Regions from separate parts of the Homo sapiens genome. Here region 2 is linked to region 1. The links are chromatin loops, found by intact Hi-C in ENCODE. Cell type or tissue: ascending aorta. All regions are shown on one strand. Links, peaks and the distances in the headings refer to the core of each region. The heading gives the core; the rest is flanking DNA. Region 1 holds the start of CD276 (CD276 molecule). Region 2 holds the start of LOXL1 (lysyl oxidase like 1).

Region 1 (15,289 bases), core at 3,378-11,377:
TCTTCCCAAGTGTGTGTTGTCTTAGAGAAGGTCAGACCTGGGCAGGTCCCTGATGCCTTTCACTTATTGAGTTCTTCCCATCCTTCAAGGTCAGCTATAACCCAGCTCCTCTGCGAACCCTTCCCTGACCTCCACAGCCTCAGTCCACACAGCTTTCCCCTCTCCTTCCATCCCATTTCCTTCTTCAAGCTGGGCATTGAGGAGCATCCTTGGAGACCTAGGACAGGTGAGGACAGGAGCCCATTTCAGCTGCATTTCCACTTATCACCAGGAGGTGGCTCAGAGTAGCAAGTGCCTATGTCAACCATGATGGAAAGAACTTGGAAAAGGAGTAGGGAAGTTGGAGACTGTTAGTTCCTTTCTGGCTCTGCAGGCCGCTTGTCCATGGCGCTAGCCTGCTTCATTAGTCCTGTCTGCTGCAGGGCCGAGGAGGAAATTCTGATGCTCTCAGTGAGAAATGGTGGCTCAGGGCTGCAGAGGAGCTTTAGGAGGACTCTGAGAGGAAAAGGCCCAGAACGGTTAAGCTACCTCCTCCCGCCACATGGTTAGTTTGTGGCAGGGATGAGAGGTGAGTCCTGGTGTCCTGGTTTTCAGCCTGCTGTACTGTCAATGCCCCTTCCCGCCAGCCAGGGTCAAGCATTCACTCCAGAGTTCAAGCCTTCATTCAGCTATAGCATCCCAGGTGGGAGTGAGGGAGCATGAGTGAGGAGCCTGGAGGAGAATGAGCCAGAGTTCCTGCCCTAAGGGAGCCCTCAAAGTGCCTGGGGAGATATGACATGTGGCTTGGGCCAAGTGGAGAACACTGTGGGCAGCACACATCAGAACAGACCAAGGCTGAAGCTGGCACCTGCTCCTTGGAGGAGGCTTAGGGAAGTAAGTGGATTGGTCCAGTTTGAGAGGACAACCTCTGATAGACTCCCTCCTCTTAAGCTGGGAGGAACTGGACTACATGAATATTTATGGAGGGGTGGAGGGTGATGGAGACGGGCCACATTTTGACAGCAATGCTGACCCTAAAGAATAATGAAGGGCTGGTCAAGGAACTACTAGGGTGAGGGGAGAAACTCCAGCTGGAGTCACTCCTCAGAAGCCACACATCTGGCTGCACATCTCCCTGAGTGGACGGCATCAGTGCTGCTGCTCAAGTTCCTGTTTGGAAACCCAGAGCCCATCCCTGTTTGCCTGTGAAGGTGCCAGGTTCCTGCAGAAAGTCTGCTTATAAAGGATTTCTTTTGAAGTTATGTTTGTGATGGTCTCATCAAGAAAACTGAGGAAGGAACAGGAGCCACACATGTCATTTAGCTGAAAGTCCTGTTTTAAGAAAACAAACGCAAGGTTGTATTCATGAGCAACTGCTAACCACAATAATGGAAGAAGCAGTTAAGCTAATAAGATATAATACCCCATACTTCATGTAGTAACCTTGGGAGAGGTAGGCCAGTGGGCAGGAAGCCCCATGTCTGGTGGCAGAAGCAGGGTGGGAAGGAAACTGCAAGAGAACTGAGCCTTGGTCACTGACTGAGGATGTTGCGATTCACACATCCTGCTTCGTGGCCTGGATTGTCTCGAACTGGGTTCTTCCCTAGCACCAGTAACCCAAGTGGAGACCTAGCAGCAGCCAAGACATGTTCCCAAGAAGGGTCACTTTCACTGCAAAATGCCTATCTCCAGGAGAAGAGGGGGAGTGGACTGAGAGAAGCCAGGGAGAGAGAAAGGGCAGGGATTTGCAGTCAGTTGTCCTGCCTCAGGGATTAGGGTTGACATGAAGAACTGCAGGTTAAGAGTGCTCCATTAAGGAAGATTAGATAAACTGTTCTCACCACTGGGGCAGTTAAACCTTCCCTTGAGTCCCTTTGGTAAGGTGCCCTGAAGATGCCTAGGCATAATGTCACAAACCCAGCTGAAAACGAATACCACAAAGAGACCCTGTGACTCTGAAAACAGCAATATTTGCACTTAAGATTCAGCACCTGGCTTACTCCTGTAGTCCTAGCTACTAGGGAGGCTGAGGAAGGAGGATTTCTTGTGCCCAGGGGTGAATTCAAGGCTACAGTGAGCTACAATTGCACTACGGCACTCTAGCCTGAGTGACAGAACAAGATCCCGTCTCTTAAAAAATAAAAATAAAATAAAAAAGGATTAAACTCCTGGATTGAAATTCAGATTTCTGGATTCCATATGGTTTATCCACTATCTTCCTTAAGAGGGCCATCACCACTGGCTTGTGAGGCAGGGCCCCTTGTTCTCCAAGCCAGGGGCACTCGATCTTATTCATCTAGCAGGAACCCTTAGTTGTTCTGGTCAGTGCCTGCTTCTCTGAGCCTGTCTTGGGGCAAGCCTAGGAGCAGGGCCAGGACGAGCATGAGGTACCTGCACCTATGATGCAAAACTGAAGGAGGTGCTCACTTTCAGGTCAGCGCAAGGGTGGAGCCTGTTCAATTATTTGCATGTGAGAGCTATTAGAAAAAAACAACTCCCAATGAGATAGAAGAGTTCCCCTGGTAGCATGGTGCTGTTTTTAGTTTGTTCTGTTGTTTTGTTGTTTTGTTTTTTAAACTCTGTACAACCCTCCTATTTGGAGGACCTGCCACCTTCCTTCCGACTCACCAGCAGCAGGACACAAACTCTGAAATGGCTTCCCGGTATTGGGAGTGTTGTCAGCCAAGATTATAGTAAAGAAATTGGAAAGGGAAAGGGGATTGAATGGTTCAGTTTCACCGGGGATGGGGAGGAAGACAGATAATGGAAAGGGTGAACAGGGAAGAAGAGCAGAGGCTGGTGAGTCAGATAGAAGCAGCTAGTTAGAAAAGACTGCTTAGAAGCTCTTTCGTTATGTTGTTGTGTGTGTATTAGGGCCTTAGGGTTACGGAGTGTTCCCAGGCGATCCTCCCTGGAGGACCTGCTCCTCTTTCATTAGGCTGCTCCTGTTATTTTGCTTGCCAGATGCTTCCAGCTGGCAGTAGTTGGTTCTAGACATTTGAAGCCTATTCCAAGACTCAATTCCCAGGACTAAGAAACTAGGAAGCCGGAACCTGCAGTGGTTGCTATGCACCATATTCAGTTTTACACCGGATTCAGTCATTTGAGAGAAATGTGGTTGCCTTAAGTCTAGGCTGGATGGAATGGTTCCTGATGGCACCCTATGAGTCCTAAGTGAGTGGGCAGAGTGGAGTGCGGGTGGGTGGCTTTTGCCAAGACATCAAGGATTTGAGGCCTAAAAATGCAAACAACTTGGGAAGTAATATGCACCAACCAGCCTGAGGGAAGGGAGGCCAGTGCCAAGGTATTGGCTTAGTGTCGCAGGGATCCTCGATAAAATCCCCAATCGCCACTTGGGCCTTAAATCCCTGACACTGCCAAGAATTGATTTTTGTTTCTTATGGAAGCAGTCAAAATGAATACATTTTCAGTATCATTCTTAGGAGAGGCATCTCAATGTTTCTGAGCCGCTTTCTATGAGATGGACTGCTTAGCTGCTCTAAAAAGACAGAAATATCTCCATAGCTTACACTGTACAGTTTGCATTATCTAAGTGTATTTAAATAGATGAGAGAGACACTTTCCCTTTTGCATGTCAAAGGAGGCAAAAGGAAGTTTTCTCCTAATTTCAGTCATAATTTCTGCCCTGAGGAAAGTTATAATGTTCTACTGTATGGATACACCACATTTTGCCTATCCATTCATCTGGAGATGTAGACACTTGCGTTGCTTCCACATTTTGCCTATTGTGAGTAATGCCACTAAGAATATGAGTGTACAAATATCTCTCTGAGACCCTGCTTTCAATTCTTTGGAGGTATGCCCATAAGTGGAATTGCTGAATCATATAGTAGTTCTATTTTTATTTCTATTTTTTGAGACAGAGTCTCACTTTGTCACCCATGCTGAAGTGCAGTGGCATGATCTCAGTTCACTGCAACCTCCGCCTCCTGGGTTCAAGTGATTCTTCTACCTCAGCCTCCCAAGTAGCTGGGACTACAGGTGAGCGCCACCATGCCTGGCTAATTTTTGTATTATTATTATTTTTTTAGTAAAGATGGGGTTTCACCATATTGGCCAGGCTGGTCTTGAACTCCTGACTTCAGGTGATCCTCCCGCCTTGGCCTCCCAGAGTGTTGGGATTAGAGGTGTGAGCCACCTTGCCTGGCCTATTTTTAATTTTTTGAGGAACTACCAGACTGGTTTCCATAGCTCAAGGCTGCTCCTTTAACAAGCTTTCCCCAAAGCCTCAATCAGTGAGTTTCATTTCCATCTCATTTGCCACACTGGGTCACGTGACTGCCTCTAGCTGCAAGGGGGTCTGAGAACCCACGTATTTTCAACTAGGCATAGAACTTCTTAGAACAAATGCTACACTCTGTTGGTAAGGAAGAAGTAGAGAATTAATTTTAGTGGACAACTAGCAGCCTAAGGGCAAATGAGAACACTGAAGGGCTTCAGGTAAGCAAGAGACATTGTGGGAGGATTTGCGCTTTAGAAGGCTCTCTCTGGCAGCTATGGACTGAGGAGTCACAGTCAGCAGAATTAGTTAAGAGGCTTCAACAACAATCCAGTGAGGAGTGATGGGGGTTCAGATGAGGATGGTGTGGCAGTAGGGTATTCAGGAAAGGGAGGGATTCCTAACATATTCTAGGGCACCCCTTCAAGCCTGCCTGGATATTGGCAGTGGGAAGTGGGGGGAAGTGGGAGGGAACGAGGGATGAGTCCAGGTTTTGAGCATAGTCCTTCCTGTATATCTAGAAGGGGAAACAGGTTTTGGGGACATGTGATAATTCAATTTTGCACATGTTGAATTTGAGGAACCTGCAGGATGGTAGGTAGATAAAAAGTGGGATAAGGCTTGTCCCAATCTGGGTCTTTTGGGATTGGTTTGTGACCTCCTTGGGGAACTTGAAGCAAAACTGGAGATAGCACATTCTGAGTCATCTACTACTGTGCTGACCTAGGAAGCAGGTTGTGGGGAGGTGGGGGGTGGGAGGGATAGAGGTGAGAGGGGTAGGGCTGCTGTCCAGAAAGAATGCATGAAGACAACCTTCCATCCTGAGTTTTTCTGGTTCTGACGGGAATCTCTGTGTAGCACCTCCATTCCTGAGTTCCCAGGGACAATCAGGCAAACATTCTCTGAACCAAGGAGACCCCTGCATGATGGGATGGTCATTCTAGCTATCTGTGTCCAGATCCAAGTGTCTGAGTCTCAGATGAGCTGGTCCTACACATGTGCTATCTGTGCCCTGCCCAAGCTGTTTCCCCCTCCTAGGGGATCAGAGCCCTCTCAATCTGCTGCTTCCAGGAATGAGAGCCAATACACATTTCCTTCCCTCCTGACCTCTGCTCTTGAATGATTATTTTAAAATCTCCCCCCATAGACACACTATAAACTGCTCTGTGATGTTCCTTCACTGTCCACCATGGCTGAGTCATGCCAGATTATAAATCCCTTAGGACAGGACCAGCGTCACCACCGCAAGGCACAAGGCACAGGACTGACTCTTTGTGAAGGGAAGGAAAGTAAGTTTCTCTAGATCTGTTCAATGCCACCTCCAGGGTCCTGCAGCAGGGCTCCTAGCTCCCTCAGCCCAAGGACACCTCTCCATGTGATGCTACTTCCCCAGGTTGCTGGGCCAACTGGAGGCTACTCATCCTGAGACCTGTAAGGCCAGACCCAGGCTGGACGAGGCTGGTCAGGGCCTGGCAGGGCAGTGGGGAGCAGCGTGGAATGGTCCAGAGTTCCTGGAGGTGGTCAGGGACAAGACAGCTGGGCCTCTCTGCTGTCATCCCTAGGAGCAGTCAGCAATTACACAGACACAGCTGCTGTGTGATTCAAAGACACATATGCACGTAGACTCAAATACAGAGTTGCTTGAATGTGTTCACAAATATACACACCCGGCCGGGCGCGGTGGCTCACGTTTGTAATCCCAGCCCTTTTGGAGGCCAAGGCGGGTGGATCACAAGGTCAAGAGATCGAGACCATCCTGGCCAAAATAGTGGTGCGCACCTGTAATCCCAGCTACTCTGGAGGCTGAGGCAGGAGAATCGCTTGAACTCAGGAGGCGGAGGTTGCAGTGAGCCGAGATTGAGCCACTGCACTCCAGAGCCAGACTCTGTCTCAAAAAAAAAAAAAAGACAAAAACCCCCCACAAATATACACACCCATGCACCACCACCCCTACCCATACACCACACGCACACTTAAATTCAGAGGGCAAATCCCGGTTCCTCCCTTCATAGCTATGTGTCCCCAAGTTACTTAATCTCTTTGTATCTTAATTTCCTTATTTCCGATCTGTAAAAATGAGAATAATGGTATTCACCTCAATGAGTTGTTGTGAAGATTAAATGAGATAAAATGGTAAAGAGCTTACAACAGTGGCAACACATGCAGAGAGACGCACATGTTTTCATACTCATTTCCCAAGCCCTGCCCAGTACTGCCACTGGCACTGGTGGTGAGCCTGGCAGCAGTACAAGGTTGGAGTCCCTTCATCCCTTTGAGCCTTGGTTTTCTCATCTGTGAAATGGGAATAATAATATCTAGCCGGCGGGGCTGTTTGGAGGAACTAAAGAGGCCCAGCATGGAAAGCTCCTAACCTAACTCTGGCCCACAAAAGTCTCCCTACGTTTTAGCTGTCACTGTCCCTGTGAGGAAGAACAGATCCAAGAACAGGTGCAGGGATGGGCTGCACCACAGCAAAATCTGGACAGGCCCGACCCCCATCTCCTCCCAGGCTGGAGCGGGGCCCTGTAAGGACAGAGCCCAAGGCCACTAGGTGTCAGGCCTGTTGGAGCCAAGTCCGGCCAGCAGTCTGGGGTGGGGCTGGGGGCAGGGCTGGTCGGATGGCCGTGGGTGGAAGGAAAAGAGGAAAACCAGCTCAGTGGAAATTGTCCTGCGGTTGGCTCAGGCGCCCACGACACTGTATTTATAGAGAGCTCCTTGCAGCTCTTAATTCCTCGCAGTCGAGTTAACCCTTTCTGGGCTGTGGTGCCAGCATGGTGTGGAGGAAGAACCCAAGACTGGGGTTGGACAGCAGGATTCCAGCCCTGTTCTGCCGCCAGTCGATGACCAGTCAGTCACCTATCCCCTCTCGCAGAAAGGAAGATTCGGCTCTTGGAAGTGTGGGAACGGGGTGGGGGATGGGCAGCGCCCTGCTCCGGGAGCCGAGGGTTTTCCCCGCCAGGGTCAGGCCTGGGGGCGGGGCGGGGCGGGGGCGGGGGCCAGGCCGTGTGCTCTGCCCAGCGGGCTGGCTCAGGCCTCGGTCAGCAGCCGCCACCGCGGGGCCAATCCGGCCTCAGGGACGCACCGGAGCCGCCTTTCCGGGCCTCAGGCGGATTCTCCGGCGCGGCCCGCCCCGCCCCTCGGACTCCCCGGGCCGCCCCCGGCCCCCATTCGGGCCGGGCCTCGCTGCGGCGGCGACTGAGCCAGGCTGGGCCGCGTCCCTGAGTCCCAGAGTCGGCGCGGCGCGGTGAGTGCTGGCGTGGCGCGGGCGGCGCGGGGTGGGGCGGCCTTTGTCTGCTGCGGGCCGGGCCTGGATCCCGCGGAGGTCCGCACGTTCCCGCTCAGGGCTGCAGGAGCTGAGCAGGGCGCCTTCCCTCCGGGCTCCTGCTCCCCTGCCCTCCCCCAGGTCCGGGCGGCCCCCCTCGCACAGGAGTCCCGGGAACCGCGGGCGCCCCTCCTGCCCTGGGCTGTGGGGCCCGCGGAGAGCTGGGGGCTCCCGGATCCTACCCCGCCCCCCTTTCCTCGGGTTGAGAGGGGCCCGGGCGCCGTCGGACCTGCAGACCCCGGAAGCTGCGGACCGGGCCGGGTGGGTGAATGCGCTTTTGCAGGCCCCGGGTCTGGAGCGGGCATGGGGGCAGATCTGTCCCGTGTTGAAGCTTAACGAAGCCACCGGCCGGCGCTGGGAGGTTAGCGGGGTCTCGGGTCCTGCAGAGGAAAACGCCCAGCTCCGGGAGGGGAGCGGCGGGGAGGGAAGGCGAGTGGTTAGGCGTGTCCACTCTGCAGGGCCCAGCAGGGCGAAGGTGTGGGCGACTGGTGCACTTCCACAGGCAGCCGTGGGCAGCATGAGGGGTCAGATTCCGGGAAGGACAGGTAGAGACGGCTGGCAGGGGCCACGGGGTGAATAGGTGTTGGGGGTGGGGAGGGAATTGGGATGGGCAGTTTGGGCTTGGGAAGCCTCAGGGAGGTGGGGGGTGAGGTGGGATGGAGAGGAGATGCGGGCGACGGTGGAGGGAGGTGGGGACCCCGAGTGGGGGCACACTAGAAGGGAGGGGATTGAATTCCAGCGCCCAGGGCCCTCCCTGCGACCGTTTAGCTAGCGAATTGGCAGGTTTGGCAGCCTAAGGCAGGGGATTTATTTCTAAGCCAAACCTGCTCTAATGAGAAAAGCGTGATAGATGACTCAGATATGGGATCTATCACTGAGGGAAAACATTAAGCAAATAGTAAAGCAAAAAAGATTTGTGTGTGTGTGTGTGTGTGTGTGTGTGTGTGTGTGTGTGTGGCGGGTGGGGGGGTGTTAGTTGTCTTAATTTAGAAAAACGATTTACCTTCAAATTGGATGTGGATAATTGTAAATGAGTCTGATCTCTTCATTAAAGCCCGGGGTCCTTTTCTTATAAGCATGTCTTCAGCAGTTAGTTTCTATATTAGAAAGTAATGAAGCTGCTTTGTCTTTAAGAGAGTTCTTTATTTAGTGCGGCCTCCTCTAGTTCCCTCTGGCCTCCCAGAAGTCCCTAGGAAATCTGATGCTGTGCAGCCTTCCTTGTAGTGTGGGGGACTGCAAATAGGTGGGACAGTTTGAGGCTGAGGGGAACTGAAGTCTAAACTTGAAGTCTAAACCTGTCCGATGGGTTGAGCTGATCTGAGTGCAGGGCAGGATGGAGGGCTATGGGGCTGTAGGGTATGAAGTGGCTCATTTCAAGGGAGTATTTTGGGTGAGTACATTTTCCTGATATCTGGAGTTCTTGAGATTAAGCACTAACACTTAGGGTAACTGTTGACCGTGGAAATTTACATACGTCACCGTCAGCTTACTGGAGTATCCTGATGTGAATGAAATTTTCCTTCATGACTTTGGGTCAGCCCTGTGGACCTCAGTTTTTGTTCTGAGGGGTTGTATGGCAAGGGGACGCTGGCGGGAGAGAGCTTCGTTCCTGCATTAAGTGGCCTCAGTGATGCAGTCAGGGTCCCATGACTGACCTTTGGAGTTCTTCCATGTCCTTATGGCATTACTGGTGGTTTCTCCTGCCTGCAGTAAGCTTTCCAGCTTACTCTAGACTCCTGTGCTGTGAGACATGAGCTTGTCAGAGGTAAGGAGCCTGTGTTAATGCAAGTCTCAGGTGAGAAGGGGTGTTGGAATCTGAGGACCCTGTTTTCCTTCCTGTCCCCTCTTCAGCTCTGTCCAGGCACCACCCGATGGAGGGTTGGCTGAATGTCTCATGTTCATATACCTGACAGCTGGCTTCGGTGCTTTAATATTTATGGAAAGGACAGTTATAGAAGTGTGGTCCCTTCAAAGTAGTCCTCTGGGGTGTCTGTGTCCTTATTAGGTTGACTTCTGAAACTTCCTGTGAGAATTCCATCATTAAACTTTGGCTTTCTCTGGAGGGGTAAATCTTTGTTCTTTGGAGTAGGATTTGAGTTTGACAAGGAGCTGGACAATGCTGTTTGGAGTCAGAGATGCAGTGTGATAAGAGAGCTGTGAGTTGGAATTCCACAGCACCTAAAGAGACTCCTAGAAAATGTTGTAGAACAAGTGGCTGGATGGTACTTGGTTGCACATACGGGGTTTGGGGTCTGTGCAGAAAAATGACCAAATCCAAGCAGCCTCTGAGATTATGACCACATGGGGGCTGTTAAGCTGTGGATCTGAGTCATAGGGTCAGGGAAAGAGGAAAAATGGCAAGGAGGATGACGTTACTGCCCATGAGCTTATCCTCTGAGTGGGTGGCGACTTCTCATTGTCCTTTTCCCACATCCCCAGGGCAGGAGTGTTAGGGAAGTCCACCAGCAAAAGGGGGAGGGCACACCCAGGGCCTAGGGGAGGGGGAGAGGGGTGAGGACTGGTCCACATGATTTTTGAGAAATTGCCTTTGGTCTTGTTGGCTCAGAATGGACCCCACACCTGGAAGGGGGCCACGTGTACAGTTATGCAACCCTTGCCTGCCACCCCCAGTTCTACCGCCCTTGCAGTGTGCCAGATAGGAGCATTGGGTTTTCAGGTTTGGGAGTGGGTAGGGTTGTGCTGGAGGCTAAATAGACATTATCTCATGTAATCCTCATAGTAATCCTATGAGGTAGGGTATCATTAACACCATTGTACAGTTGGGGAAACTGAGGCCCAGAAAGGGTAAGTCACATGCCCAAAGACACACAGCCGGCAAATGGTGGAGCTGGGCTGTTGTCTGCTTCCAGAACTGGCTTTTTCTGCTGCTCTGGAGGTAGGCACAGGTTTTACCCCTCTTTCTGGAGCCCGGTAAGATGTGCCAAGGGTCTCCTTAGTAAGTCAGGGAAGACTCATCTGGGGAACCAGAGAAGGGGCAGGCCTGACCTGGGTGACCCAGTGACTAGTGGCCTTCACAGCATAGTCAGGGCCTTTGCTGAGAGTTCTTCTCTTCCAGAGCCCTGGACTTTATCATGCTGGGGCTTCCAGGAGTTCCCCCTCCACCCTCCAGTTCTGACCAGTGCTCCCAGCCAGCTGCCCCCTTTCTCCCTTTCTTTCTCTTTGTGGTCCAGAGAATGAATGCCTGCTCCACACACCTTATGCCATTGGGAATCTGACCTTCTCTAGGCATAGGGAGCTTAATCTGCGGGAAGTGGAGTGAGAAGCATTTCTTGCTGGGAGCCTTGGAGCAGGGAGAGATACTGTCTCTGGGAGGCAGGGGTCCCAAGTTACCCTAGAGGCAATGCAGGCTCCTAGGAACTGGGGCTGCCTTGTGGGAGACATTGGAATGTGTCCCTGTGGGAATGCTCTGTGCTAGGGGCTATGGCAGCAGGACGGTAGGAGCTCATGGTACTTGGAACTGTGACCAAGCATCTGCGAAGAGGAAGGGGCCCAGGACCACTAGAATGAGTCAGAGCCAGAGATGGAGTCGAGTTGTGCATTTGCTACTTTGGAGCTGGGGCACTGATAGGGCTCTAGGTGAAAAGTAGGGATACAGAAGGAGTAATGGTCCCAGAGGCCCAGATGTGTGGCCTGACAGAGGAGGTCTTGGCCAGGGAGAGTGGGGTAGGGGCAAAGTGTTCGCTCAGTGCAGAGGCCCCATCTAGGAGGCCTTGTCCCCATGCTTGCGGCAATAATAACAGCAATAATAATAATTATTACTGCAGTTTTGGTACTGGGCACTTTCCTAAGTCCTCTCTCTCTATTGTCTTATTTTATTCTCACAGCAGCCCTGTGGGGTAGGGATTGTTACCCCCATTTTAGAGATTTGGAATTGGGTCTCAAATAGGTTAAGTCATTTAAACTTGGTCATGTGTTCAGCAAGGCATCGGTGTCAGGATTGAAACCCAAGGCTGCTGGCTTCTGAGCTCATGCTGTACCCTGGGCAGGCAAGGCAGCCTGGTGATTCCATTCAATAAGTGAGGAAGAGAGATAGGAGCATCAGCTGGCTCTTAGTCACTTCTGCTGGTGGCTGATAATTGAGTGTGGGCCCTTGGCCAGCCGGCCACCACTCTGGGTCCAGATTTCCATCTGTACAATGGGCCTGGAGCTAGGCGCTGGACCAGGTGTACCGTAAGAGGCCTTCTAGCTCTGAGGACTGGTGGAGATTGCTACACTCCGAGAGGGGTCTGGTGCTTAGATGGAGAGGGGTCGGCAGAGTTGTTCTGCTAAGCTGAGCCTCTTTCAGGGTAGAAACCAAAGGAATTTGGAGGCAAGGAGGCATTTAGGCAGATCACATCTGGAGAAAATGCACCCTTCCTTGAGTGCAGTCTGGAAAGGCTTCTGGAAAGGATAGGATTTCCAGATATGTTTAGGTGGGCACCTAGCAGGACTCAGCAGATATTGAGTGAATGCAGATGTGTGTGCCCTGGGCCTGCCAGTGTCTGACCCGAAATCTGCGCTCTGATGTGGTCTCATGTGCTCTCATCCCTTTCCTTCCTCTCCCTATTCTCCTTGTTGCCATCCCTTCTTTTGGCTGGACCTCCTCTGGGCCCAATGTAGCTTTCACTTTTTTCAGGGCTCTGTGCCTCCTGTGTGTGTGTGTGTGTGTGTGTGTGTGTGTGTGTGTGTGTACACATTTCCACATGCATGTATAGGTCAGTTTTGCAGCCCCTGCACATGCCTCTAGTTCCAGGGAGACCTTAGCCCTGCTTTGCTGGCCAGCCCTGATGACATACTACTGTCCTGACTCACACAGAAATCGCTTGGAGAGGAAGAACTGATTCCTGCTCTTGGGTGGGATCACGGGACTGGGGAGTGGTGCCCAGTGGACAGCCTTGAACATAAAAGGCCCAAACTGACTCAGATTATCAGGAAAAAGGAAGGCAAACAGGGAGGCTGTTCCCAGGGAACTCTAGGGACCCTCCCATCTCTTTTCTGAGGCTGCTGCCCATTTATAGAGCACCTAGTATTAACTAGGTCAGTTTTGATAATTTTGCTCATTGAGTCCTATAATCATCCTATGAGGGTAAGGTTTATAATCCCCATTTTACAAATGAGCAAACTGAGGCTCAGAGAGGATATTTTCATAAAGTTTCATTACTAGGAAGTGACAGAGTCTGGATTTGAACCTGTCTCTCCAACTCCAAAGTCATCTTCTTAAACACTAGTGCTAACTTCTTCCATGAAGCTTCTTGTGATTACACCAGCCCAACATGCGATATGGTCACAGCATGGGATGGTGGTCAGGACCCTTTGATGGTTGAGGAGATGAAGACCCAGAAAGGCAAGGGGTTTGGCCTAGGGAGCCTGGCAAGTGAGTGACAGAGCCTGGTCTAAAGTCCAGGATATCTCTGTTGTTGCTGTTTTCCTTTTTTCGTTAATTGCAAAAGAATTTACATGTTCATAGTTAAAAACAGAGAAGTGTATCAAGTAGAAAACAGTAGCAAACTCTCACCCTTATTCTGACACTCCAGAGTTGCATTCACTCTCAGGCATCCAGATCCTTTCCCCATATACAAACATCCATCCATCCATATATCTATCCATCTCTCTATCTAAACACACATGCATTCATTCGTTCACTCATTGAATCGTGCATTGAGAACCCATTATGTGCCAAGCCATTGCTAGAATTAAGGATGCAATAGTTAAATAAAGCAGATGTGGTTCCTTCTCAGGGAGGTTCTCATATATCATGAAGAAAACAGACTGGGTGCAATGAATGACAGGGTCCTTCTTAGAGTGGCAGATCTCTTACCTGGCTTTTCTGTCAAGGTGACCCTCAGAATATGGAGGTGTTACCTTTTATCTTAGTCCATGTTTTACTGCTATAACAGAATACCACAGCCTGGGTAATATATAAAGAAAAAAAGGTTATTTGGCTTGTAGTTCTGGAGACTGGGAAGTCCAAGGGCATGGTGCTGGCATCTGGCGAGGGCCTTCTTGCTGCATTATCCTATTGTGGAAGGGCATGTGAGCGTGCAGTACAGACAGTATGGGGGCAGCACTTACGCTTTTATCAGGAGCCCACTTTTCCTGTGATAACAGCATTAATCTCTTCACTTCTTACAGGCCCCACCTCTTAATACTGTTACAGTGGCAATTAAATTTCAACATGAGTCTTAAAGCACCCATGTCATCTAGGAAGAAGAAACTGTATTTGCAGCAACACTGTGAGGTAGGAAAGGGAGTCCTATGTTGTAGGAACTGGAAGCAGCCCACTGTGGTGAGGGGCAAGTAGGAAGAGGTGAGGCTGGGCAGGTGGGCAGGGCCAGGGCAGATGGGGCTCTGTAGGCTATGGAGGAGCTGCGATCTTATCACAAGGAAAGTGAACAGCCCTATGATTAACTATTGAAGGCAGTGATATAATTTATGCTTTTATATTAATAGCAATTATTCTGGCTGTTGTATAGAGTATAGATTGGAGAACAGAATTGGGTGGGGGAACTAGAGAAGGTGAACAGACTGGTGAAGAGGCTTTTATAGTTATCCAGGCAAGAGATGATGGTGACTTGGAAGACCAGGAAGAGAAGCAGGGGTAGAGAGAAATGGAGATAGTGAAGATATAGCAGACATATTTGAGGAGTCCTTCAGTTACAGATAATAGAAAACTAGCTCAAGCACATTTAAGAAAAAAAAAAAAGACTTGTTTAAGTACCTAGGCAGTCTATGTGTGCAGCTTGCTTCAGGAATAGGGGCTTAAATGATGGTTTTAGGGCTCTATATCCTTCTAGCTTCCATCTCTGCCTCTGTTCATTTGTTTGGATCAATTCTTTAGATTGTTGGTAGCAGACACATTTATTGCTAACAGTCCCAGACCGTATCCTTCTTAGTAATCTCAACAAGAAAGAGTCTTTTTTGATGGCTGCAGCAGCAAGGCTCTGGGGAAGTCTCTGATTGGGTGTGGCTTGGCTTACAGCTCATTCTCGAACTAATCACTGAGTGGGGGCAGGGCAGGTTTCTCCATGAGCCAGGTCTTGTAACATGCCCAGGCCCTAGGCTGGGAGGACAGCTCCACCAGTACAGCATGGACTGGGCTCCCTGCAGGAGTGCGGAGCCTTGCTACCAGAAGGGGCCAGCATAGACCAAGAGAAGGGCACTGTAGAATAAAGGACATGGAGCAAAATAACTGTGTTAAGACTAGCTACCAAAGACGGAGACGATCTGCTCGGCATTGAATTTGCCTCTTTGTCAAGGAAAGAAGGAGCAGAAGATGTTAAGAAGGAATTGAAGTTTAGGCCATACGGGGAGGTGCTCATCTGTTTTAACTGTATTTGTCTTCTGGCCCCTGGGATTGCCTGTCCTGGTGTGGGGTGAACTTGGAGACAGAATCTCTGAGAAGCTGTCAGGGATATTTCAGGCCAGTCTAGGGTAGAAGAGGGTTGGACACGTGGGTCACAGTATTCCACAGTTTCCTGCTGTGCACAGATTCAATCCGAGTCCCCATCTACGTCCCTCACTACCTCCCTTGCCTCCTCTCCTGAGTCTCAGCCTCTCCTGGAGTCCCATCTTCCCAGAATATGCTGTGGACATCTCCTCTTCTGTGACTTTTCATGCTGTCCCCTCCGCCAGATAGCCGAGATGTCTCCTCCTCTGTGCAGTCCTTACTGAGCCTCCCCAGCCCCCAGTGAATGGCTTGACCCTTTCATCCAGGTTTAAGCCTACTGCCTCGTCCATTCCCACAATAC
Region 2 (15,289 bases), core at 4,355-12,354, 240 kb after region 1:
CAAAGAAGTTGATTATCACTAAATTAATCTACAAAACTAATCCAATTGCAATGTCCAGTGGGATTTGTCTGCTAGTTTATCTCGGCAGAAAAAAAAAGTTTAGAATTTATCTTAAAGAATATATGAATTGCCACAAAGAACACCTCAAAAGAAAAAAATGGGCCAGGCGTGGTGAGTCACGCCTGTAATCCCAGCACTTTGGGAGGTCGAGGCAGGTGAATCACTTGAAGCCAGGAGTTCAAGACCAGCCTGGTCAACATGGTGAAACCCTGTCTCTACTAAAAATACAAGAATTAGCTGGGTGTGGTGGCATGCATCTGTAGTCCCAGCTACTCGGGAGGTTGAGGTGGGAGAATCACTTGAACCAGGGAGGCAGAGGTTGCAATGAGCCGAGATAGTGCTACTATACTCCAGCCTGGGTGACAGAGTGAAACCCTGTCTCAAAAAAATAATAAAAATAATAAAACAAAACAATGGGACTTGTATTCTCAGTCATTAACCCTTATTAAAAAGTTACAATCATTAAAATAGGGCAACAAATACCAATGTAAGAACGATGTGATAGGCCAACGGAACAGAACGGTAAACCCAGTCAAACACACAAAAATATTTAGTGTATGATAAAATGGCCTTTCAGATCATTGGAAAATGATTAATTTATTTATAATTCATTTGGGGATAGTTGGTTAATTTGCTTTAAAGTTATGTTCTTACCTCTCACCACACATGAAGACAAAATGAAGAGTTTAATATAAAAAGTGAAATCATAAAATCTCAGAAGAACATTTAATTGAAAATTTATATGTTCCTGGTGAAGGCAGCGGTTATGCAACAATAAAGTCCAAGACCATAAAGAAAAGATTAATAATCTGACAGCTTAAAAATGAAGCATCAAGAAAGTATTTTAAAAATTGATGGAAATGACAAATTAGTTGCATAATATGTGACAAAGAGTGATATATGAAAAGGTGCTAAATATACATCTTATAAACCAATACTAAAAAGATGAACATTACAATAGAAAATAGTCAAAGAATATGAACAGAAAATTTACCATTCATTCACTCAACAAATATTTATCGAGCACCTCTTCTGTGCCAGACAAGTTTACACATGGGACACAGCAGTGAACAAGACAAAGGACAAAGGTCCCTGCCCCAAGGAGCTTACATTCTATTGGAGAGGGGCAAACAATAAACAAGTAAATTATGAAGTATTTTAGACGGTGATAAGTACTACTGGCAAAAAAGAAAAAGAAGGGTTAAGTAAGGCGATCAGGAGTGAGGCATGGGGAGCTCAGGGGCTGGGGAGGTCTCATCAGGAAGGAGACATTTGAGCAAAGCTTTGAACAGATTCAGGTAGTTGACCACACAGAGCAGGGGAAATTGCCATGGTGCGGCGGAGGGGCAGGAGAAGGCCAAGTTGGCTAGAACAGAAAGAGCAAGGGACCAAGTGGTGAGGACCCTGGAGGCCTTGAACAGGACTTTGGCTTTTAACCTGAGAACCATTGCAGAGCTTTAAGGAGAAGAGTGAAATTTTGACTTATGTCTCAAAAAGGATCATTCTGGCTACCATCTTGAGAGCAGACTTTTGGGGTACAAAGGTAGGAGCAAATAGACCATTTAGGAGGTCAGCAAACACATGGCAACATGTTCACTCTCACGGGTAACCAAAAAAATGCAACTAAAAAAATGTATTCACCTGTTTTTAACCTATCCAATTTTTAATGTTCTTTTAGAAAACAGTACTCAGTATCAGTAAGGGTGAATTACCTTCGGGCAGGTAAATGGGAACCACCTTTCTGGGACCAGCTGGGTATTCTGTGCCAAAGCCTCAAAAACACTCAAACCCTTTCACCAGAAATCCAACTTCTAATAAATTAATCTAAAGGTCTAATAATCGCCAGTACTTATTGAGTGCTTGTATGCACCAGGCTCTGAACTAAACGCGCTCCATATTACCCCCATTTAAATTCTTACCATTATTCCTGTCTTACAGAAAGAAAAAAGGCATGGTGAGTCACACAGTTCACAAATGAGGGCTAGAACCAAACCCAGGCACTGTGACCTGCTACACAGGAGAGGCAGATATGAAGATTTCTTCAAGGGTGCTTATTACAGCATCATTTATAATAGCAAATAAAGTACCCAAAAAAATCAACAAAGGAGGTGATTCATTCAGTTATGATTTGTCCACATAAGTCAGTCATTAAAAATCTGGTTAAAGAAAACTCGTTTCCGATCCAGCCAGGTGCTGAGACAGGCAGAACTTTCCAGAGCTTCTCCTTGGAAGCTGCCAGCTGCTGTGATGTCCTATTTCTTGATCCAGGTGGTAATCCAGAGGTGTGCTCACGTTGGGATCATTCATCAAGTGGTACACCTAGGATTTGTGGACTTTTGTGTGTGTGTATGCTATACTCATGTTTTTAAAAGTTATTTTTGGCCGGGCACGGTGGCTCACGCCTGTAAGCCCAGCACTTTGGGAGGCCGAGGTGGGCAGATCATGAGGTCAGGAGATCAAGACCATCCTGGCTAACATGGTGAAATCCTGTCTCACCTAAAAAAATACAAAAAAATTAGCCGTGCGTGATGGCAGGTGCCTGTAGTCCCAGCTACTTGGGAGGCTGAGGCAGGAGAATGGCATGAACCTGGGAGGCGGAGCTTGCAGTGAGCCGAGATCGCACCACTGCACTCCAGCCTGGGAGACAGAGCGAGACTCCGTCTCAAAAAAAAAAAAAAGTTATTTTAAAAAATTTAAGTTGCCAGGTGTTTCTCCTCCTACAGGGACACAAGAAGGCTGTGGAGCAGGATTCTTGGGCCAGGGATGAGGCCCTAGTTATGTAGACCCAAGGCTGGTAGCCACCACTTGCTCCACGTGGAAATGGCTCTCAAGATTCTGTGGTCTGAGAAAGCCTGGTCCTTCCCATACTGCAGGAAGGAAATGCTATGCAGGAAGCGGCTGGCCTCCTGGGCAGATAGAAATGAAGGTACTCCCCGACCCCACACCCTACCTTCCCATTCCAACCAGTGGGTTGACATTTCCACCTCTAAGTGAAACTGGCAATCTGACTGCAGGCCCAGGATCCAGGTCCAGTCCTGAGGGAGACAAGGTCCTAACAGGGGAGGGACCCACCGCTCCGGAACAGAGAGGGTATCTTGCGGAGTGGGGGACAAAGTCTTGACCTCCTCTTCATCCAGGCAGGCAGGAGCTCCTGTGATCAATATGAATATTGAAACGGCAGTTACCTTGAGACAAGGAAATGTTCATCAACTGTTATTACACAAACAAAGCAGCTTGTAAAATGACATAGGCACTATGATCCTAATTGTTTTTTTAAATGAGTGGGGGGGTGGAGCCTAAAACAATGGTTTTTCTCTAGGTTACAGAATGAATTACTTTTTCTTTTTTACTCTGTATTCTAAATTTCCTATAATTGACCTATTTCTTTTGTAATCTGAGATTAAAAATTGTATTACAAAAAAACTTAAGGGAGAGATTGCTGATATCTCATCTTTCATCACCCTGTGGCCCTTTCCTTTCCAGAACCCAGCTGGGCAAAACTAGTCTCCACTGGCCCCAAGGGCCTGCTCCTTCTGTTACAGGAAAGGGTTCCCGATCCAGGCCCCAAGAGAGGCTTCTTAGATCTCACACAAGAAAGAATATGGGGCAAGTCCACAGAGTAAAGTGAAAGCAAGTTTATTAAGAAAGTGAAGGAATAAATGAATGGCGACTCCATAAGCAGAACAGCCCCAATGGCTGCTGGTTAGCTGTCATCTATGATTATCTTTTGATTGTATATTAAAGAAGGGATGGATTATTCATGAGTTTTCTGGGCAAGAGGTAGGGAGTTCCCAGAACTGAGAGTTCCCCTTCCTTTTAGCTCACATAGGGTAACTTCCGGATGTTGCCACAGCATTTGTAAACTGTCATGCACTGGTGGGAGTGTCTTTTAGCATGCTAATGTGATATGATAGTGTACAATGGGGAGTGAGGACAACCAGAGGTCATGATCATCACCATCTTGGTTTGGGCTGGCTTTTTTTTTTTTGAGACAAGAGTTTCACTCTTGTTGCCCAGGCTGGAGTACAATGACGTGATCTCGGCTCACTGCAACCTCTGCCTCCTGGGTTCAAGTGATTCTCCTGCCTCAGCCTCCCGAGTAGCTGGGATTACAGGTGCGCACCACCACGCCTGGCTAATTTTTTGTATTTCTAGTAGAGACAGGGTTTTACCATGGCCAGGCTGGTCTTGAACTCCTGAGCTCTGGTGATCTGCCCGTCTCGGCCTCCCACAGTGCTGGGATTATAGGTATGAGCCACCATGCCCAGCCATCTGGCTTTTTTTTTTTTTAATTGCATTCTGTTTTATCAGTGGAGTGCTTGTGACCTGTATCTTGGGCCTCCTGTCTCATCCTGTGACTACCAAGGCCTAGCCTCCTGGGAATGCAGCCCAGTAAGTCTCAGGCTCATTTTACCCAGTCCCCATTCAAGATGGAGCCCCTCTGGTTGGAATACCTCTGTCACTTCCATCACCACATCCAGTCTCACCCCACACCACCTCCCCTTCTCCAGCTCCACTACCAACCCCCACCAGGGGGAAATGAGTAAACTGCATGAGCTCTGAGAAAGCAGAAAAAAAGCCACCTCATGAAGGTGAACCAAGGACTGAGTCGCTGACAGACAGAGATGGATGGGTAAATGGGCAGACAGACAGACAGACATGGAGACTGAAATAGAAATGCCTCCCAAAGGTCACAGAGAGTCAGTGCCACGTCTTCACCTCCACCCAGGACTATCACTTATACACCCCCACCAGCCTGGGCACCCACTGGAAACTTGGCAGGTCTGGCTGCTCTCTGTGATGACTGCAGTCAGCACAGGGCCTGGTATTCCACAGATACCCAGGGAACATGCTGAGTGAGTGAGTGAGTGGATGAATGAAGGAATCGTTCATTGGTAGAAGCATCAGCAGATAGAGATGACAGGAGGGAGTGTGAAAGAGAGTTGAGGAAGAACAGAAACAGATGGAGACAGATGGAGGCTGCAAGTCACAGACTTGGCCACAGATAGAAAATGAACGAATAAGGTGGAGGGAGGTTACTGCAGAAAATTTAAAAGCTATAGAAAGCCGGTCGTGGTCATGTGCACCTGTAGTCCCAGAGGCTGAGGCAGGAGGATGGCTTGAGCCCAGGAGTTCAAGGCTGCTGTGAATCCACTGCACTCCAGCCTGGGGAACATAGCAAGACTATGCTTTTTTAAAAAAAACAAAAACAAACAAAGAAAAAGCTAGAGAAACCCAGAGAGATCCCAGTGAAAGTTAAATTTACAGACAAAAAGAAAAGGAGAGAGAGAGCACAAGCCCTCCCTTAACTTGTCAGGATGTTAGCAGAGAGAACCAGGGGTTCCTGCCTTAGTTTCCCTCCTAGATTTGCAGGTCTCTGCTGGACTGTGTCCCAAGGGCCTGGCGCCCTGCTTGGTTTTGTCAGTTCTCTCCCTCGGGCAGGGGACAGTTTCCTCTTACCCCCACAGCATGCCAGCTCAGGGCCCTCCCACCCAGAAGGCCCCAGACAACTATGCAGAATCCCCCCGCCAAGGCAGGTCCCTGGGAGAAGATCTCTCTCCCCAGCTGGTCCTCATTCCTGCAATGACAATCGGCTCCTGTCTCCACTGGCTCTGGGCTCAGGGCCCCCGGGTTGGATAGGGGTTGGGGCTGGAAGTGGAGGTAGAGACAGGAGCCTGCTTGCCCCAGACTCTGGGGAGGGGTGAAAGTCAGAGAGGGGAGAAGCTCTAAGGGGCTGAGGCGGCTTCCCGCCTCCACAGAGCCCAACCTGAATGCCCAGAGTACTGTATCAGCTTGGTTATTTCCAAATCCCCTGGGAGCCGTAGGGGAGGGGACCCAGAGAGCTGGGAGGAAAACCGACTGGGAAGTAGCCAGAGCCACAGAATTCTCCTGGGTCCTAGAGAAGGGTGGGTTCCTTCCACCCCCAACCCCATTAGTCCCTCGAAAAGGCTCTGACCTCACCTCCCCCACTTCCGGAGTGGAGTTCCAGCCCTGAAGAAACACTTCCAAACCCATGGCTCTGGCCCCCTCCTCAGGCCCCCTCCTCGGCTACCTCGGCCCTGGGGACTGGGTCCCCCACCCCACCGTTGCGCCAGATGTGGCTGCAGGGGAGGGGTAGGCACGGGGCCCAGCTGGCAGTGGTCACTCGGTGGTCCTCTCCCTGCAGAGTCAGCACTTTCTGTGCCAGCTCGCCCAGCCTCCTCACTCAGCACTTCCTCCAGCCCGCTTTCCAGAGGCAGCAGCTGCCTGGGTTGGGTCTTGGATTCCCAGTGCTGCCCCAAACCCATCTACAGCGCAGCCTGGAAGATGGAGGGTTTGGGTGCTCTGGGGCCTTCCCTCTTGGCATCCCCACTATCACAGAAAATTCCGACCCACCATGGGCCTCCTAGTACGTCCCTCTGCAAAGCAAGGGAGGAATCCCACAGCTCCTGACCCCTCTCTGCTCCCCAGACCCGCTGCTGGTCAGGCCTGCTGCTTCCTGGTTCCCCCATGGACTTTCCAGAACTCAGCCTTCCATGACAGGGTCACAGGACCCTGGCTGCTCCGTGGGAGCCCCGGCAACACAGAGCTGAGCACGTGGCAGGGGCTTAATAAAGTCATGCGCAATCAACAGGCTCTTTCATCCTTCTATCACCACCCCTCCGAGGGTCCCTTGACACCGGTTCCTAGTGCCAGGAACTGGCAACAAGCTTCAAGCACATGCCTGGGTCTTAAAAATGTGGGTGTGAATCCCAGCCTGCAGGGACAGGCGGAGAGAGAAGCTGCCCTTCACCCCAGACAGCTCTGGCTCAGCTCAGCCTTCGAGTCCACGCCCTCATTTGACCCCAGCTCTGCACCCTCCATAACCTGCCCAGGTCTCTTTTAGGACCCCACCCTGCAGGTTTCAACCTAAGGATGCCAGGACACCTCCAGCCACCAAGGCAAGGCCTTGCCCAGCATGAGGAGAGGTGATGGAAGGCAGGCTCCCCTGGGCTCACAGAACTGCTGGGCCTGTCAGCCACTGCAGGAGACCTAAACCCAAGTAGAATGAGGTCAGAAGGAGGGAGTAGAGAGGAAGGGAGAGGACAGCTCTGGTGGAGGGGCCACCTCTGGCCCCCCTGCACAAGGTTCACCCTGAGCAAGGAAAGATGCTGAAGACAGATAAAAACAGGAAAGACAGAGGAAGTGGGAGTGGGGGTCAACCCCAAGAGATAAATCCCTCCCTTCTCTCACAAGTCAAGAGGAAAGAAGGAAAATAGTGGCCACATGTCTGGCTCTGTGCTGGGGACTTTTCATAATCCTCTCATTCCATCCTCTCAAATATGCCACAAGAAAGGTATGATTACCCCCAGGTCACAGACGGGACTCTGAAGCTCTGAGAGCTTAAAAAGCTTCCCCGGGGAGTGGCTGGGCCAGGCCAGGTCCCTAGCTCAAGTCATGGTGTGGACCCCCAGGTCTCCATCTCAGCAGGGATGGCTGGCAGGAGCGCAGTCCTGGCCAGGGGAGTCTGTGCAGAGGCCCAGGCTATGTTCAGAGCAGAGTTTATTCAAATAGAGCCTAACAGGAAACTTGGCTCCTCTGACTCACTCTGATTCGACCTTATTAAGAAAAAAAGAGAGAGGAGCAGGAGCCAGCATCGGGTAAGGTTTCACGCCAAGAGCTGGCTCTGAGGCCCGCTGAGTGGAATGGCATGTGCCCTGATCCCCCCACATCCAAAGCCTTGAGGCAGCCCCTGCCCTGCTGTCCGAGTCAAGGCGAGGGGTCCTGCCTTCACGTTAGGGCAACTGAGTTCCCTTCCTCACAGCCATCCTCTGTCCTCCCTCCACTCCTCTTCCCTTCCCTCCCTGCCTAGGGGTACCCTGAGGCCTGTTTCCATTTCTCCCCCTCCTCTGCTGCAGCAGCTGCCCATCTGGCTGGCGGGAGGGCCCTACAGGACCCCAGGGATTCCAAGCAGCTGAGGCCAACACTGCAGGGGGCAAGCAGGAGGGAGGGAAGGCTTAACCCTCCAGGTCCCGGCCCTCAGTAAGCCCTGCCTCAGCATCTTGCTTGGTGTCAGTCACACCAGTGGCTCTTTGGAGGAATCTTGTCTGGAGTCTGAGATGGAAACCCCATGCTGGGGAGCTGAGGTGTCAGCGTTGACAAGTTGCTGGCCAGGAGGTATTGGAAGCCCCCTACCTCTGGGCTGGATTCTGGGCATTTAAAGGGTAGAGACATGCTGGAGTCCAAGCCTCAGTCCTGAAGAACAGTGCAATGGGTGAACAAATGCTGCCTGGCAAGGATGGGGTTGGGAGGTCTATAGTTCCCAAAGAATGTCCACTCTAGTTGCCTCCTCTCTAGGTGGGCTCCAGGCATTTCCAAAATAAAGAATATACAGGAGCCAAATTAAGGACAGGTCCTTCATACCTTGTTTATAAGCCCAAGAGGGCAATTTCTGCCCTTCGGTTCCCAGGAACACGGTTGGAGAAGGCAGCCCAGGGGAGGCCAGAAGAGCAGTATTTGGAGTGTGATTTCTTGGATGCCAAAGCGTTCAAACTTCTGGGACCCCCTCCTATCCCTGCCATTCCCAGAAGGAACAGAGAATCTCCCAAAGCACTCTCAGGAGCCATCTGGCCTAATCTTCCATTGGTAAGCCGTGGCACCTGGATCAGATAGAGTAAGGGACTAAGCCACACAGCAACAGGACCAGGCCAGGTCTCCGGAACCCCCTTCTGTTGTTCAATGCTTACTGGCTTCTCTGCCTCACAGTGACCCCTGTCCCATATCAAAGACAGCCCCCAGTTTCATTTTATCCATGTGTACACTCAAGTTATTCCCAGGCTATGCAGAGCCAAGAGATGTAGGACAGAAACCATACGTGATGTCTGGGAAGTTGATCTCTCCCAGGATCTCACAAGTGCTTTTCAGCTCAGGGATACACCCCACTCTTCAGACTGGGAAAGTAAGCCCCTGAGGTGTGCCACGAGGGAAAAGGTGCAGCTCCAGTGCCTCTCTTCGCAGGCCCAAGAGCTGCGGTGCACCTGGGACCTGGAATTAGAGAGTGGTCCCTGTTCAGCATCTCCCCGAGGAGGCCCACCAACAAAGAGGGTGTGTCTTTTTTTTTTTTTTCTTCCTATTGAGGGTGTGGGATAATGGTGGAAGGAACATGCAAAGAGGGTGTGTCTTAATTAGCACTGGCTTTAGGGAACAAGGAAAAGGGAGAACCCGGGAGTACGGGAAGGAGGCTGGGGCAGACAGGAGTCAGAGGCCCATTCCAGCCCAAACGAGAAGCCAGTGAGCAAGGTGGAGACCAGGGATGCTGTGACCAAAGCAGAGAGGAATGGGCGGGGTGGTGCTGACACCCCAGCCCCGTTCTGCCTGCCAGAGCCCCACTTACCAGGCCCGAGTCCCCAGAGGTCCCCTCCTACTCCCTGCTCGATTCCCTTCCTCAGAGGCAGGTCTGTGGCTTGGCTGGGAACTCCAGGGACTGAGGGAGCACTGCAGCTGTGGGACCGGCGCATAGCTAAAAGCCGGCGGGCCATAGGGCCCCGCGGAGGAGGCCCCAGCAGGCGGACCAGGAGGCCGAAGCCTCCCGACGCTCCCAGCCTGTTGCTTATTCATTCAGAGTGGGAAAGCGCCAGCCGAGCGGCCAGCCAGTGCGGGGCTGGCCATGTAAGGCCCACAGGCGGTCCTGCCCGCCCGGTGCCCTGCGGAGAGCCTCGTGCAGCCCTGGGCACCGCCCCTGCCCTGCCCTGACCCCTTGGCCTTGAAATGCTGTCATCGGAGGAGCCGTCCCGCTCGGGACAAGGCCAGCATGGACAAAGCTAGAGCTGGGGCAAGCAAGGAGCCTTCCTGTCCTCGAGGCCGTGGGAAGAGAAGCACGCCCAGGGGGCCACTCCTGAGAGCCTCTCTGTCCACCAGGCCTCTGCAGAGGGGTCACCATGGCTCTGGCCCGAGGCAGCCGGCAGCTGGGGGCCCTGGTGTGGGGCGCCTGCCTGTGCGTGCTGGTGCACGGGCAGCAGGCGCAGCCCGGGCAGGGCTCGGACCCCGCCCGCTGGCGGCAGCTGATCCAGTGGGAGAACAACGGGCAGGTGTACAGCTTGCTCAACTCGGGCTCAGAGTACGTGCCGGCCGGACCTCAGCGCTCCGAGAGTAGCTCCCGGGTGCTGCTGGCCGGCGCGCCCCAGGCCCAGCAGCGGCGCAGCCACGGGAGCCCCCGGCGTCGGCAGGCGCCGTCCCTGCCCCTGCCGGGGCGCGTGGGCTCGGACACCGTGCGCGGCCAGGCGCGGCACCCATTCGGCTTTGGCCAGGTGCCCGACAACTGGCGCGAGGTGGCCGTCGGGGACAGCACGGGCATGGCCCGGGCCCGCACCTCCGTCTCCCAGCAACGGCACGGGGGCTCCGCCTCCTCGGTCTCGGCTTCGGCCTTCGCCAGCACCTACCGCCAGCAGCCCTCCTACCCGCAGCAGTTCCCCTACCCGCAGGCGCCCTTCGTCAGCCAGTACGAGAACTACGACCCCGCGTCGCGGACCTACGACCAGGGTTTCGTGTACTACCGGCCCGCGGGCGGCGGCGTGGGCGCGGGGGCGGCGGCCGTGGCCTCGGCGGGGGTCATCTACCCCTACCAGCCCCGGGCGCGCTACGAGGAGTACGGCGGCGGCGAAGAGCTGCCCGAGTACCCGCCTCAGGGCTTCTACCCGGCCCCCGAGAGGCCCTACGTGCCGCCGCCGCCGCCGCCCCCCGACGGCCTGGACCGCCGCTACTCGCACAGTCTGTACAGCGAGGGCACCCCCGGCTTCGAGCAGGCCTACCCTGACCCCGGTCCCGAGGCGGCGCAGGCCCATGGCGGAGACCCACGCCTGGGCTGGTACCCGCCCTACGCCAACCCGCCGCCCGAGGCGTACGGGCCGCCGCGCGCGCTGGAGCCGCCCTACCTGCCGGTGCGCAGCTCCGACACGCCCCCGCCGGGTGGGGAGCGGAACGGCGCGCAGCAGGGCCGCCTCAGCGTGGGCAGCGTGTACCGGCCCAACCAGAACGGCCGCGGTGAGTACGGCCCCGGCGCCCCTCCGGCCGCGCGTACCCCTGGCCACTGGAAACTGCTCCGGGCCCCCCGGGCCCCTCCTTAGAACTTCCTGGAGGCCTCCCCGGAGCTGCTAAGCACGGAGCAGCGCCCCCTCCCGACTTCCCCCGACCCAGCCAACAGCACCCCCCTGGCATCTCACCTCCCAGCTTAACCCGCACCCAGGCATCATCAGTGCCAGGGGTTGGCCAGGCAGGTGTGGGCTCTGATCCTGGCTTTGGTGGAGGGACTAGCCGAGCTTTGGGAGGAGGCTCGCCTTCTGCACTTGGCTTGGGTCATCTGAGGACAAAAGGAAGGAGCCCCTCATCCACCTTCTCCCTCATTTCAATGAGGGCATCTCCTTCCCCCCTTAGAGATGTTCTATGCCAGCTCACAGGGTGAGGCAAGGAGCATCAGAAACCTGAGTCTTCAGGGCCAGAAAGGCCTTAAGGGATGCCCCTGGAGGTGTGGCAGGCTGCCCATTACTGGGCATGTGTGAGGTTGGCTTGAGTGCGCAGGAGGTTAGAGGGGAGCGTGTGCTCCAGGCAGGAGTCCGGACTTCCTCAGGGGAGTCTGCAAGGCTGGGGCAAGAGAGACCAGTCAGGCACTGGCCTGGGTGCAGAATTTCAGGGGCTACCAAAAAACACAGTAGTTGAGATGAGTAATATTGAGATGTATTTTTTTAAGTCAAAATTAATGCAAAAAAAAAAAAAAAAAAAAAAAACCTGTGATAAAGGAAATATCCAGATTTTAAATAGAGTCAGTAATAGTGGTATGCCGAGCCATATTGGAGCCTGAGGCTAACTGAAAAATCAGCAACACGGATCCTGTCTTTATTTGATATTTGGATATTTTGTTCATTACAGATAGTTTTGCATTAATTTTTATTTTAAAAACTATTGTGTTAAATATTACTTATCTCCGTTACTGAGTTTTTTTGGCACCCCCTAAAATTTTGCACCCCGAGGAAAAAAAAAAAAAAACACCTCACTGGCCTCATTCCCCTCACCCTAGTCCTGGCCCTGGCGGAGAGCCCCAGCTGTGGACAGGACTCCCTCTGGCTTTTCAGGGGGTGAACATACGTCCTCCTCTTGGGAAGGCCCAAGCCCTCTGCACATGAGGACACAGTGGAAAGGCAGCTTCCACACATGCTGTTAGCAGACAGGGCTACTGTGACAAGGGCTGACTGGTGGGTGTGGCCAGTGCTGGACGGCCATCAGCCATTCTCTGCTGTCCTAGAATCCCCCTCCCTGCTACCCTCTCCATACAGGCAGCTTTTGGGCCAAGGTTTTCTACTCAGTCCCCAATACTTATGCAGTCCAACTCTGCCTTGCCTCTTTCAAGCTGTCGTCAGTTTCCTCTACCCATAATTCTCTGCTCCCCATTGAGGTTGCTGTGCCTGGCCCACCAAGTAAGGGCTGACTGAGCCCTCCAGTGCCTCAGAGTATAGGTGCTAGTGCCCCAGCCTCCTCCTCAGCCTCTGTCAGCAGAGGGATGATGCTTTGTCTCCAGCCAAGCTGACCTCAGTGAGGGGCTGCTGCTCATGGGGTGCCTGTCTCCCTGGGTACTGCTGGAGGCCAAGACTAGGGGAGAGGAGCGTCTCCACTGGGAACACTCACTCTATCACATCCAAGGTGTCGCTTTTGAGTTGTGTGCTGAATCCCACTTTAAGAACCTGCAGGAGCTCAGGAAAAATCAGATGGCAGGTCCTTCTGTGGTGTGATGAAGGATGCATCCACCTGCTCTGGTCCTTACCAGGTACTTGCAGCATCCCTGCAGAAGGGCGCATTATAGCCATGCATCAGCTGCTCTAGGGCCCCTTGGAGAATAGGATGTTTTACCTAGAGGGTGCTAAACTTTTGCAGTGGCTTTTCTTAGAATGCAAGACCTCAGCATGAGGCTCAGCCTGATGGGCCCCACCTCTGGGCAGAGAAAACTGAGCTCTCAAATGCCACAATATTGGCAGAGGCATGCCTGGGACTTGGCATCTGGGCACCAAGTCAGTGGGTCTTCTAGGGCCTGTCTTTGGGCTGTTAGTTCTTAAGGAAGCCAGTTGATTGAGAGGGGAATGGGACAGGGCAAGGCCATGTCTGAAGTGGGGGTGCTTGGTGCTTAGCAGACCTCTGGCCACTACCCTGAGCCCCACAGTTCATTTTGGGTCAAAAACATTTCTCCCCTGAAGGTAGCATCCTAGGTGCCAAGCTGAGTGTACTCACATGCATCAAGTCCAGGCCCTTCCCTGGGGCAGTCTACCAGGAGGGGCATCTCAGTGCTGTGATTAGGCAAGCATTGGTGGGGCCAGGGGCTTTGTGAGCCCAGAGGAGGGCCCTCCCTGTCAGGGGCTAGGGCTCAGGGAGACTTCCACAGGAAGCAATGTCTAAGCATTGCTGCAAGGGATGGTCATCAGCACCATCCAGGTGCCCCTTCCCCTAATCATTGAGGGTGTGGGGTGGGAGTGTGTTTTTTGCTGGGGAGGGGATTGCAGGCTAGTTTAGGGCTCACAAAGAGGCCAGAGAGGGAGCAGTAGTCTCTCCCATCATTGGTTCCTCCCTCCCCACCCTGCTAGGCCAGACCGTGGAAAATCCCAGCCCAGGGAAGGCCAAGCCTTGTGCTTGAGATCAGACCCCCAGGCCTGGTGTGGGAGCCCAAGGCGGATTCTCCGAGACTGACTTCATTCCTCCTGGCCACACACCCAGGGGTCTGAGGCTGGGCGCTGGCAGCCTGTGAGTGTGTGTGGGCGTGGACGTGTCCTCACAACACCAAGCACATGTGAGCACCACCCACCTCCCTCCATGGGTGGGTGGTTTCCAAGCGCCTGTCCTGAGCCCAGTTTCTTCCTCGGGTACCTGTGCCCTCTTCCTTCCTACCCTGGGCACTGAGACTGCCCAAGGCTTCCTGCAGTACCATTCTCTCCAACTCTGAAACATGAAACTGAAAAGAAACTAGAGGAAACAGAGGCCCAGAGAGGGTCACATACTTTGCCTGGCTCTCATAGCAAATCCTTGAAGAGAGGCCTGGAGGGTGGCCAGCCACTTCCCAGGCCCAGCTGGGTCTCCTGCACTGTGTCGGCTCCCTCGATGTGACCACTCCTGCTATTACCAACCAGGCCCTCCTCTCCTGGGATCCTCGCCTCAGCTCCTGCCTCCCTGGAGTTTCAGCTTGTCTGAGCTGGGGGTCTTAGTGCCACCTAAGAAGCCCCACAGCCCCAGAAGACCAAAGCTCCCCTCCCAAGGCCTTACCCTCGCACCCCCCGCCTGACTCACCGGCTCTGGCAATCCTGTGAAAGGAACATGGAACAGGCAGCCCTGGGCATCCTCCCAGGGCATCTTGGATGGCTGTGCTAGCCTTGCCTGACGTGTGTCCTCTATCCCTGACTTCACATGGCCAATCAGAGGCCAGGAGAGAACCGCAGCTGCCTCCTCCCTGGTCCCTTGCTCCCAGTCTCTCCCTCTTCAGTCTGTCCTGCATGTGGGGCAGATAAACCCCTGCAGTCTGACCAGGTTACTCCTCTGCTCAAGAAGATTCTGTAGCTCCTCAGGGCCTTTAGGACAAAATCTAGTGTCTCAGCCCAGCACTCCAGAGTTAGAGGCACCTCCTTCCTGTCCTTTCTTCCTCCTTTTCTCAAGCCTCCACAGCCCCCATGGGACCATGCTGCTCGTGGGCCTAGATGTTACACCTCCCTAGACACATGCAAGGGTGTTTCTAGGGTACCTCCTTCTCTGTCCAGCCTCCTGCACCCAAGAGGCCAGACCTGTCTGGACCCTCAGTCCCTGAGAGCAGCCCTGGCTGCCTGCTACCACCTCTCCTGCCTGAGCCCCTAGCTCACCTGGGCCTGCTCCACCCCACCTCCACAGGCTGCCTGCCCACCTCTGCCCTCCAGGTCACTCGCCTTCCCCTGCAGAGTTTGGAGTAGATGCAGGGAAGGACCAAAGCAGGCTTCACCCAACAAGCTTCCAGAGTTAGAGCCCAGAGGCAGGGATAATAATACCAACTTGGCCATTTGCTGAAGACCACTTCCTGGGCTTACTGACTTCAATGTGCAGTTTCATTCATCCTCACAACCTCCTAATGAGGTGCAGATTATGGTCCTCCTGGTGTAGATGAGAAAACAGGCCTAGGGAGGTGGCACAGAAGGGTACAGCCGAGCTTGAATTCAAACTGAACCTGTGCTCTCTGCATCACAGTGAGATGACCCAGGAGGATATCATGTTCAGC

What was found. Hi-C counts contacts between places; a loop is a spot of excess contacts. Peaks named below come from ENCODE experiments on the same cell type or tissue, not always from the same donor. Only the 100,000 strongest peaks of a DNase experiment are listed, where the experiment ranks them.
Region 2: it touches region 1 in a loop (4-fold over the local background); 2 of 110 quality-filtered maps call a loop at or near these places.

What each region holds. Positions count from the first base shown.
Region 1 is chr15:73,676,998-73,692,286 of GRCh38, forward strand. CD276 (CD276 molecule) reads left to right here and starts at 7,386. Exons shown (of 10, transcript NM_001024736.2): 1 at 7,386-7,463. RefSeq lists enhancers at 6,275-6,783, 7,801-8,307 and silencers at 7,167-7,216, 7,337-7,466, 7,477-7,606, 7,767-7,816. In ascending aorta, for the core only: a CTCF peak has its summit at 6,750 (motif pointing right); DNase peaks (open chromatin) are centred at 6,824, 7,264, 7,824, 9,934 and 1 weaker place; H3K4me3 peaks cover 3,021 bases; H3K27ac peaks cover 4,012 bases.
Region 2 is chr15:73,916,828-73,932,116 of GRCh38, forward strand. LOXL1 (lysyl oxidase like 1) reads left to right here and starts at 9,635. Exons shown (of 7, transcript NM_005576.4): 1 at 9,635-11,058. The coding sequence starts at 9,957. LOXL1-AS1 (LOXL1 antisense RNA 1) reads right to left here and starts at 11,421. Exons shown (of 3, transcript NR_040069.1): 1 at 11,238-11,421; 2 at 3,133-3,211; 3 at 641-2,556. RefSeq lists enhancers at 5,129-6,116, 6,117-7,102, 10,141-10,974, 10,975-11,808 and silencers at 10,883-11,002, 11,093-11,142. In ascending aorta, for the core only: a CTCF peak has its summit at 11,215 (motif pointing left); DNase peaks (open chromatin) are centred at 5,874, 7,664, 9,624, 11,034 and 3 weaker places; H3K4me3 peaks cover 7,158 bases; H3K27ac peaks cover 7,876 bases.